Linked DNA regions of Homo sapiens: region 2 is linked to region 1. Evidence: chromatin loops called from intact Hi-C (ENCODE). Cell type or tissue: sigmoid colon. All regions are shown on one strand. Each heading gives the region's core, and the rest is flanking DNA. Links, peaks and the distances in the headings are about the cores only.

What was found. Peaks named below come from ENCODE experiments on the same cell type or tissue, not always from the same donor. Only the 100,000 strongest peaks of a DNase experiment are listed, where the experiment ranks them.
Region 2: it touches region 1 in a loop (3-fold over the local background); 30 of 110 quality-filtered maps call a loop at or near these places.

The regions. Positions count from the first base shown.
Region 1 is chr1:117,756,300-117,761,646 of GRCh38, reverse strand. No RefSeq gene overlaps it. Among named protein-coding and RNA genes, the nearest start is that of TENT5C, 150 kb to the right of the region's middle. In sigmoid colon, for the core only: a CTCF peak has its summit at 2,622 (motif pointing right); a DNase peak (open chromatin) is centred at 2,636; H3K4me3 peaks cover 729 bases; H3K27ac peaks cover 564 bases.
Region 2 is chr1:117,669,188-117,674,534 of GRCh38, reverse strand. No RefSeq gene overlaps it. Among named protein-coding and RNA genes, the nearest start is that of TENT5C, 66 kb to the right of the region's middle. In sigmoid colon, for the core only: a CTCF peak has its summit at 2,285 (motif pointing right); a DNase peak (open chromatin) is centred at 2,284; H3K27ac peaks cover 106 bases.

The sequences.
Region 1 (5,347 bases), core at 1,617-4,116:
AAGAATTAAAAAACCTGAACAGACCAATAACAAGTGAATCTTTTTTACCGAGTAGTAGATCTCAACAGTGGGCTTAAAATATTAAATAAACCATGATATAAACAGATGTGCTGTCATCCAGGCTTTATTGTTCCACTTATAGAGCACAGGCAGGGTAAATTTAGCATAATTCTCAATGATCACCAGATTTTCAGAATGGCAAATGGGCATTGGTTTCAACTTAGTCACCAGCTGCATTAGGCCCTAACAAGAGAGTTGCCCTGTCCTTCGAAGCTTTGAAGCCAGGCATTGATTTCTTCTCTCTAGCTATGTAAGTCCTAGATGGCATCTTCTTACAATTCTGTTGGAAGGCTGTATTATCTGCATTGAAAATCTATTATTTGGTACAGCCGCTTTCATTAATTATCCTAGCTAGAGCTTCTGGATCACTTGCTATAGCTTCTACATAAGCATTTACTGCTTCACCTTGTACTTTTATGTTGTGGAGGTGGCTTCTTTCCTTAAACCTCATTAACCAACCTCTGCTAGCTTCAAACTTTTCTTCTGCAGCTTCCTCACATCTCTCAGCCTTCATAGAATTGAAGAGAGTTAGGGTCTTGTTCTGGATTAAGCTTTGGCTTAAGGGAAATGTTGCGGTTGGTTTGATCTTCTATCCAGAACACTAAAACTTTTTCTACATCAGCAGTAAGGCTGTTTCACTTTCTTATCATCTATGTGTTCACTGGAATAGCACTTTTAATTTTCTTCAAGAACTTTTCCATGCCCCTGGGCTGGCTTTATCTGCTGAGAGGTGGAGGCCTGGAGAACTGCGTAGCCCTCTGTAGCCATTTGCAGCAGCCCTTGTAGGAAGGGAGAAACGGTGAGGTGGGGGAAGGGCTAGATTTTCTGAATCTCATTGGCCTGGCTCCTGAGCCAGAGGTGGGGTGGGGTTGGGTGGAGAGAGAAAGCAGCCACAGCACACATTGCTGAGCCCAGATGGTGGATTCATGAGAACCATTTAATTGCCCACAGAGAGAGGACATCTCACTTTGGCAGAGGACAGGCTAATCAGAAGCAGCCCCCAGCCTCTCCTCCCTTCTTCTCTCCCTCCCTTTGTGAATTCAGCTTGATGGATACAAGGAAAGGCTCCAGCACTTTGATACCTAGCCACACTGCCCAGCCTCAGCATGGGACTTTCCGAAACAACTCAGGGATTTTTTTTACTGGGAGGAGGGAAGGGAATTTCCCGTGTAAGCTCACCTTGGCCATGCCCCCCCACCCATCATGAACCAAACTAGCCCAGCTCTCCCTACACCCAGCCAGAAAACTTTTTTTTTCTTTGTGACAAAAGGATTCATGCTGGGAATACTCTCTTAAAAAAAGCAAGTGGGATTAGACACAGCTTGGGGTTCAGGAGGTAAACAGATCAGGTTGCCAATGAAATAAGTCAGGCATCTATCATTTCACAGAGTGCCTCTATCATATAAGAACTGCATGACCTCAGGAAAGCCAAATAACCACCATGAGGTTTAGGTTCCTCCTCTACAAAATGAAGATGAAGATACCTACCTGATGGGACCTGAATGGGATGCCTGGTGCTCATTCAGGGCATTATTTTCCCTCCCAGGCTGATGGGATGCTAAGACCAAAGATTAGGCTCAGTTTTATAGTCCTCCTCGGCCAAAAGTTGTGTTGTTCAATATATAGATTTTTCTGCCACCTCCTTTACTATCTGGTTCCTCGTTTTGTTTTTTCTACTGTGTCAATTCTATTATCCTTATTATTCCTATGATTTTTATTGTAAAGTCTTTATAATCCAACCAGGATGGTTGATTGAAAGGACAGGTTGAAACCACAGTGGATTTTGTAACACCAGATGGGCTTCTGAAACATGTTGCATGCAAATTGTCATCTTGAGCAGAGAATCATATTTAAATATGATTCAAATAGGACTAGGTCTGGTATGGTCCAGCTTTTTTTTTTTTTTTTTTTTTTAACCTTCAGCAACTGACAGGTGTTTTCAGAAACTTCTAGTCCTGTCCCTGGGACCCTGCTATTATTCTTTGACTGTGGCCATGGGACTCCCCCACCCCCAGCCATTCCTCAGAAAAAAAGATGGCTGAGAGCCCCTCCCCTCTCCTGTCGACATGGTGGCAACCTAATGCCTGAAGCGATGGTCTCTATCCAGTCCCAGAACATCATTAGCCCCCTTTTCTCATTGCTGAGATAGGTTTGAAGGCTGGACTGGTGAGAGTGAGGTGGGGAAAACAATATATATCTTCTTTTCTCTCTAGCTCATCCACTTACTCCCACATTCCTTCTCTCTTAAAGTGTCCCTACCCCTCTGAAGCCTGGGAAGAGGATTTGAAGTGCGCTCCAGAGTAGTCATCTATCGACTTGACCTTCAGCCTCAACCTGCCAGAGCGAGTGTGGACGGGGGCAAACCGGCCCATACCAGACCTGGTCCTGGGATCACAAGAGCTAGGTTCTGTTCCAGCCCCAGCCTCACAAACTGTGTGCTACCGGAGAAGTCACTTATCCACTGTGTGTGCTCACTGTTTGCTTAACCCTCAAATCAGTGGGAAGACAAATGACTCCAGGCTGTCCAGGGAAATGTGGGAATTGAGAGTGGCCACTAGGTGGCAGTACTCAGAAAGACACGGTGCGGGAGCCCCTGACAGACATGAGGGCTCTGAAGCGCTTTAGCCTCAGAGACAGATGCCCAGGTTCAGCCTGAGGAGAAAGCCGCGACTTCCCTCGCCCAGTAAACGCATTTACCCTTCCGCGCCCCCTGCTGCAGCCGTGGGAATCGGTGCACGCCCCTCCTCCTCCCTCTCCGGCTGACCGTAGGCATCCTTTAAGACCCTGGTGAAGCTCTCCCTGACAAAGCCTCTCTCCCCACTTCTCAGGGCGAATCCTTGTCACCTCTGTCTCCCCGCCGTCCTTAATCCACACCTTGATCAGGACACCACTCTAGAGAGCTATCATTCCCCTGTCTGTCTCCCTGTGAAGTTCTGGAGAGCAGACATCAAGTTTCCTTCACCTCTGTCTCCCCAGTGCCCGACATGGGACTGGCACAGTGCCTGCTGCTATGTATTTGTCTTCCGGATGAATGAGTTCATGAATAGAGCTTGAGAAGATCAAATTAACCCCTTTGCAATGACTTTCGATCTCCTTTTTTTTTTGGTAACTCAGTATTGAGTTATGCTTTTCTTGATTTTGATCAGCAAATATTACTTTGGTGGGGTTTTAAGCATCTCTTAGCTGTGAGTCTCTTGGTTCAAACAAAAACCTATGACAACCTAAATATATAAAATGAATAAAAGTAGAGCTACTTGATTTGAAGCTGGGTGGGAAGGCCTGGAGTCTATACTGCTCCTACCTCCATCCCCTGGTTGGTTAGGGAAGCCCCCCCTTAGAATCTGAGGGCTCTGTAAACAAGTTTTTTAAGCACCACCTTGGTTGTCGTATCAGTTCTTCTTCTATTTATCTCCAGTTTCCAGAAAAGCTAAATGCCTGGGGAAGGACTGAGTTTCTTGAGGGCAGGAGCTGTGTTTCCTATCACAAGGCAGCCAGGGGGACAGTGCATTCAAAGGGTGTTTGACTCGCTAATGAAGTTGAGTTGAATTATAATAATAGGGTTCAAAGACGAATATTGCTTTAGAAGTTGGAAAGAAGTGGCCTTTCCTGGCTTTCCCCCAAAGGAGACATGGGAAGGTGACTAAGGAGCTGGCTGGCTTGACCATCACCTCTGAAGGACTCCTGAGTTAAGTCGTTGTAATCTCTGAATCAGAGGGGCCTAGGAGTGGCCAAGTGGTCAACAGCTCTTGCTTCAGAACTGGATGATTCAATCCATGCTGTAGCTTCAATTTATCTGTGTGCTCCACTGGGTTAGTGTAAGGCAATGCAAATACTGAAAGCTCCAATAAATCACTGTTATATTGAAAAATCTTAGTTAGAAGGTGCTACTGGATTGAGCTAGGCTGATCAAGGAAGTCTTCCTCTAGCATTTGTGATGGAGAGCTCACTCCTGTGAGGGGCAGCATGGGCCATTGCCAGAGGGGACTCCCTTATAGTCAGCCTCTATCTTCAACCTCATCTCTGATGGCTCTTCCCCTCTCCACATAAATGTGCTCAGGTCTCTCAATGTCCTTAAAAAAATTCCACCCTCAACTGGCACCTCTTTATAAATCTGTCCTTTCTTCACAGCCAAGAGTCTTGATAGACCAGCCCATGTTCTGTCTCCACTTCCTCTCCTCCCGCTCCCCCTCAGCTCCCTGCAATCTGGCTTGTGTTCTCACCACTCCATTGACCTGCTCTTGACTGGATCAAAACTGCCCTGGTATTGTGAAGTTCGATACTTGAACACTGATGGCTTTTTACTTACAACTCTTGCATTTATTTTTCATGCCAACTCTCTGCTGGTTTCTTTCCTCCTTCTTTGGCTGCTTCTTCTCAACTTTCTTCTCGGTTTGAGCCCCAACGAACCCTCCATCTTCTTTTCATTTTATCCCAGCACTCTCCCTGGGCCATCTCATCCATGTCTTCAGTCACTAATATTATCTTTTACGTTATCATCAGCAGTAGCATCAGGCCTTTTTGCTTGTCTCCTGTATCCAATTCATAGCAAAATCATGTCAATTCTACCTCCTAAAATCCACCCCAAACCATCCCTCTTCTTCATCCTCTTGCCACTTCGTAATTTATGCCTGGTCTCTTTTAGACTTCTGATGCACCTTCAGCACTGGTCTCTCTACTTTCAGTTTTGACCCTGTAAAATTCACCCCACATGATGCCACAGATCTAAGATATAAATTAGACCATGGCACTCAATCAATTTAAACTTTTCCATGGTGTTCACTGCCTACAGAATAACATCCAAGCTCATTAGTAGCAAGACCTTTATAGAAAGCTCTCTTTACACAAGGCCCACCATCACCTGGCCCTCTCTGTACCTCTCCAGGCTCATTTTCCTTTATTCCTTAATTTGAACTCAGTCTTACAGTAATGTTAAATTGTTTCAAGTTTCCACTGTGATGTCTTTCAGACATTCTATTTATTCAAAATAGAATCTCCTTCTTACCTTGTAATTCCTTTGCATTCTTTAAAACTCAGCTCAGCTCTCACCTCCACTGGGGAGCTTTCTGTGACTCTTCCTAATCTGACTAGGTGCCTCTCATAGGTTTTAATAGCAGCCTGTGCACACTTCTCTCTTAGCAGTAATGAAACTATACTGAGATTGGATACTTGATGGTCATCCCCATAAATTATACACTGTAAGCTCTTTTAGGACAAGGGCGTTTTAAAAGAAATATGTTTCCCCTGTAGCGTAGAACTTGGAAGGTTGTAAGTGCACAATAATACATGG
Region 2 (5,347 bases), core at 1,022-3,521, 87 kb after region 1:
TTCATTCTCTTAACAACTTGGGGGTAAGGTGGATGGGGAAGGTGCCATCATCATCCTAGTTATGCTGCTGAGTCTTAGGGCTGTTGGAAACTTGCTCAAAGTCACATAGCTCGTAAAAGGCAGCGTCAGAGTCTGAAGTTGGATCTTCTCACTTCAAAGTCCAGACTCTTTCCAATATTCATGCTGCCTTGCTCACACACCCTAAAGAAGCCTGCTGGGCACCCTCCATTCATCAAGGAGGTCACTTTTTACGAATTGCTTTGTAAACCCTGGCATCTTTTTGTGATCTGTGTGACTGTTGATATATCTGTATGCCAGATGAGCTCATGGAAGCTCAGAGAGGTTCAAGGACAGGGACAGAGTCACAGAGCAAAGTCAGGGCTCAATTCAAATGTGTTCACCTGTTCTCAAGAATCCTGAAGAACACTGTTGTCAGAGGGTAAAGGGTTTCACCAGCCTCTGCCTCCGTTTTGACTTATGTGACCCATCTCTATGTTTTGTGGGTCTAATTTCTGGAAGGTTGAAAGGAAAGCAAAGTCAGTTTGATACATAGGAGGCTGAAAAGGGACCCACAGTGGTAACAATGATCCCAACAGCTCACAAACCTAGGGAGGTTTCTCCTGGATGGTCTAAAGACCATGGCTGTCTGTGGAGGGAAGAGATGGGAATGACTGTCCAGCCCAAGATAGGGCCAAAAAAGAAAATCTTAAAATATTTTCATTTTCTTAAAGGTTAACACAAGCCCATCAGACCGACCAGTTTTATAAAGAAAGTGGTCAAGCAGATAGTTTCACAATTTTTTTTTTTTAGCAGGACAAAAGAGACTTAATAAAGCAACAGTGATTCACTAAAAGAACCCCAAAAGGAGGTGAGTCATAACATTATATCCATAGCTGTGGGGTAACATACAAAGTAATCCCTTGAGCACTGGGTTTAGCATCGGAAGATAAGGACTGTGTGATCTTGTGTGAGTCACTTAACCTCTCTGAGCCTCAGGGTCCTCCTCCATAGACACTGTCCCCTCTTCAGAGAGTGATGGTGATGAGCACATGGACACACTCTGTGCTCCAGAGGAAAAGGTGAGTGCCATTGCAAACCATCCTAAACACTTTGTTCATGCCATCATTATAGCACTTCGTGCATTGCAGTGTAATTGTCTGTTTATTTCACTGAGTGTCTCCTCCCAATGAGGGACCCTACCATCTGCCACATTGTGGTGTTCAATGAATGTTTTTGGAATGAATGAATAAACGAATGAATAATCAAATGAATTAACAAATCTGAAAAGCATGATGCAGACTTCAGCATTTTTTTTTAACACAGATATACATGTGGGTCACAATGCAAGGAACTTTTTCCAAGCTTCTGGTCATACCCAGAAACATAAAAGCATGGAATATTCAAGACGCAATCAGAGGTGGCACAGAGTATGGAACACGCTTTCCTGCTGCTTTGGCACAAGCTTCACCCTAGTGAGGCTCAGTTGCCCTTCAAACATTGCCCCAGTGCTCCGTTCGCCGGCTATCTCAGACATACTGATGCACACTGGAGTGCCAGCAGTTGCCATTCCCGAGCTGGCTGAGGCCTGCGGTCCTGCCTCTCTATCCTGTCTCACAGATGGGAAAACCAGGGCCCTGGCAGGTGCAATGGCTTGGCCCAGCGATGGCTCAGGGTGCCCGACAACACACGCAGAACTCTCTCCATCCCAGCCCTGCTTCTCAGAGGGTACAAGGCAGTGAGCTAGGGGTACGAGAAGCCCTCAAGAGCCCGAAAATCAGGAATTATACAGATGATGCAGTAGAATGCAGGATTCACATTAATTCAGTAAACATTTACTGAGCGTCCATCATGTGACAGGCACTGGATTTTTAAGTTAAAATATGGGGGTTCACAACAATTTGCTGTTTGGGCCAGGCCACTCCAGAATAGGCCCCCATACCCAGGTTTTGTAACCATTCTGCTCTAGGGGAGGGATCTGAGCGGGGCTGCCCACCAGCCTGCTGACCACCTTGCCCATGTTCTCTCTATTCTGAGGGCTTCCTGCTCTGGTCTCCAGACCTCATTCTTGAAGAGTCACTCCTATCCTTCTCAGGTCTCTGCTGTTCTGCCTCCCGCCTCTGTGGCTGCAGCATCCAGGACCTTCTGCTTACTCAGGCCAAGGAGACAGTGCAGAGAGAGAAGGGAGATCTCTGTGACCCTGCACCAGGGCCAGCCTCTGCACTTCCCTTCTGCCTGGCAGCTGCCCAAGACTTTGACCCAAAGGCTCCCCCTCCACCCCATTGTTCTGTAGCCCTTGGAAGCCCATGGCACAGAGCTGAGCGGCAGGGGGCACCCCTGTGCGTCATTGTGCTCCAAGCAAAGACAATTTCCTAGGGAAGGCTGGAAGACAGACAGAGCCAAGCAAGCCCTTCTGTCCAGACAGAGCAGAAAATAGAAACTGCCAGGAGAGGAACCAGACACAGAGGCAGGGTGGAGCAAGAGGAATTGTCTGGAGACTCCTCTTCTTGGCTAATTGCTTTGAGTCTACACGTGGTTCAAGGCTGGACATATGGCCAAGCTGGGAGGGGCCTCAGTGACCATCCGGTCCACGCCTTCATGTCACAGATTGGGAGGCCATGGACCAGATAGGGGAGGGGATCTGCCCAAAGCTGCACAGCAAGTTACACAGGGCAGGACTAGAACCCACTGGGCCCAGGCTCTGGTGTGTATTTGGGCTGGCTGTCCTGGTGTCTGAGAGCACAGTCTTCCCCTCCCTATATTCTCCTCACTGCTCACCCTGCTCTCTGCCACTGCTGGAAAAGCAGCATTTCAGAAGGCATTTTAGAAATCTAGACCCAGTTGGTCCTGATCCACTCATGTGTCAGAACCCAGAGTTCAACCACTGTTGGGAGGTTTCAGCACGCAATTCTGTGAATCCTAACCCTGGGCCCAGGGCGTTCGGCCTGAGGTGTGACCTGTCTCTGACTGTTCCAGGAGATTTCTCCTGGTCAGGGGGACCTGAGATATAACCAGAGCACACTGAGGCATGAGGTGCCGTGGCAGCATCGTGCAGCGCCGTGTGGGCAAAGCATTGAGGAAGGCTCTCAGGCCAGCAGAGCTTTCTGAAAGGGACTTTGCCTTGGACTCTGATTTAAAGCCTCTCCTCCTGGACCAGTATTATAACAACCATCCATTCCTGTTCTTCGGGTTTGATGAGAATGGAAGAAAAAGAATGAAGGGAGAGAAGTGAAAGTCTCTGGGTTTTCATTGCCGCTGTGTCGTTTATGAGCTACGTGACCCTGGGCCAGTCCCTTCCCCCTCTGGCTTCTTTTTCCTCATTTGTTAAATGAAAGGGTGGTCCGAATGACTCTGCTGATCCTTCCCTTCCTGAGACTCTCTGACTCACGGGAACTCGAGAAAGTCCTGCCCCACACCCAAAGGCCCAAGACTTTCCCTTTGAGTGGCTTCCCTCTGTGGCATTGATCTCAGAATATTTAACCACAGGAGTCCTTGCCCCTTGAGTGTGGAGCTGAAGGATGAGCGCCACTTAACAGAGCAGGAAAACCATCCTATAAAGAGAAACAGGAGAGACTCCTTACTTTTTACCTACTCTCATCATTTCAAAAAGAGCACGCAGCTCCTGGTGGCACCAAGATACCGAAACTAAACCAGCGTTATCTGTGGGGCATAAGATTTATTTTTATTGTATATCAAGGGCTTCAGAAAAGAAACAACTTAGCTTTTTGATACTGAGGAAATTCTGTATCTAATTGTAGGTGCTATTTTCCCCTCATTCTTATCAGTGAAACTCTTTTTGGTACACAGAGTATAAGTTGCACTTTGATGCAGACATGTTCTTCCTATCCATGCTTCATTGCACTGAATGCATCTCACACTGCCCTTGGCCAGGAGCCCTTGTGCAGGGCACAGCCTGCATCACTGTCTATGGCAGCCCTGGTTCGTAGGGTGGCCTGTCTCATGCTTTCTTTAAACAAAAGTCTAACTTCCCTTTTCTTACATCTTGGCCCTGGTAGCTGAGACAGAAAACTTTAAGAGTTTAATTCCTAGCTAGGCGTGGTGGCTCACGCCTGTAATCCCAGCACTTTGGGAGGCCGAGGCAGACGGATCACCTGAGGTCAAGAGGTTGAGACCAGCCTGATCAATATGGTGAAACCCTGTCTCTACTAAAAATACAGAAATCAGCTGAGTGTGGTGGCGCATGCCTGTAGTCCCAACTACTCGGGAGGCTGAGACAGGAGAATTGCTTGAACCTGGGAGGTGGAGCTTGCAGTGAGCTGTGATCACACCACTGCACTCCAGCATGGGCGACAGAACAAGACTCCATCTTAAAAAAAAAAAAAAGAGTTTAATTCCTCAGTTTAAGTGGCTCATTTAAGATGCATGGTCATCCTCTGCCCACCCACCATCAGAGGCAGAAAAGAAATAGTCTTTGCAAAGAACACGACCACATCCACAGAAAAGCAGCTCTTTCTGTAATGCCTGGACTTACCTAGATCTGAAACCTCTTTTCCTTCTTTCCCTCTACCTCTATCCTGAGCACCATGTATCAGTCAGCTTCTGCTGCAAAGTTCCCAGGTGAAAAGTCATCTGTACCTCAATGACATACAATAATAAACTTTACCACTTCTGTGCTTCGGGTCAGTCAGGCAGCTTTGCTGATTTGGGCTGGACACATCACGTGTGAGGGGCTGCGGGCTGTTGGCTGATCTAGGCCACCCTTGGCAGAGGCAGCTGGGGAGATCGCGCACTGCTCCCTGGTCTCTCACCTCCAACAGGCTGGCTCGGGTGCATTTTCATATCTATGACAGAGGCTCAAGAGAGAGCCCTGGAAACGCTCAATGCCCCTTGAGGCCTAGGCTCAGAACTGGCACACTGACCCTTTGCTTCATTCTGCATGCCAAAGCAAGCCCTGCAGAGTAGGGAAATAAATACTGTGCTTTTATGGGAAGAACTCCAAAGTTACATGGCAAACGGCTTGCAGACAGGGAAGGGTAAAAAATTGAGGACATGAATGCTCTCAGCCTCCCGTGTCCCCATCCCCTCCTATGTGTTTTCCAGTCAGAAGACCTCTCCCCTGTATCTTCCACTGCTCCCTCTGTACTTGGTCAGACCCAAAACCAATGTATGTTTAATTCTTTCCTATCTTAAGAAAAAAGTATTACATAGCCCCCTTAAGCATTTATCATCCTGTATCTCCTTCCTTTCTTCTTTAGATAATTTATTCTAAGAATATAAAACATAGATGTATATAAGAAGAATATAAAATACAGAAGCATTGTTCCTAACAGTGTAACTGGAAGTAATGGAAACATCAGAAGCGGGGGACAAACTTAGCCAACTGCTACTT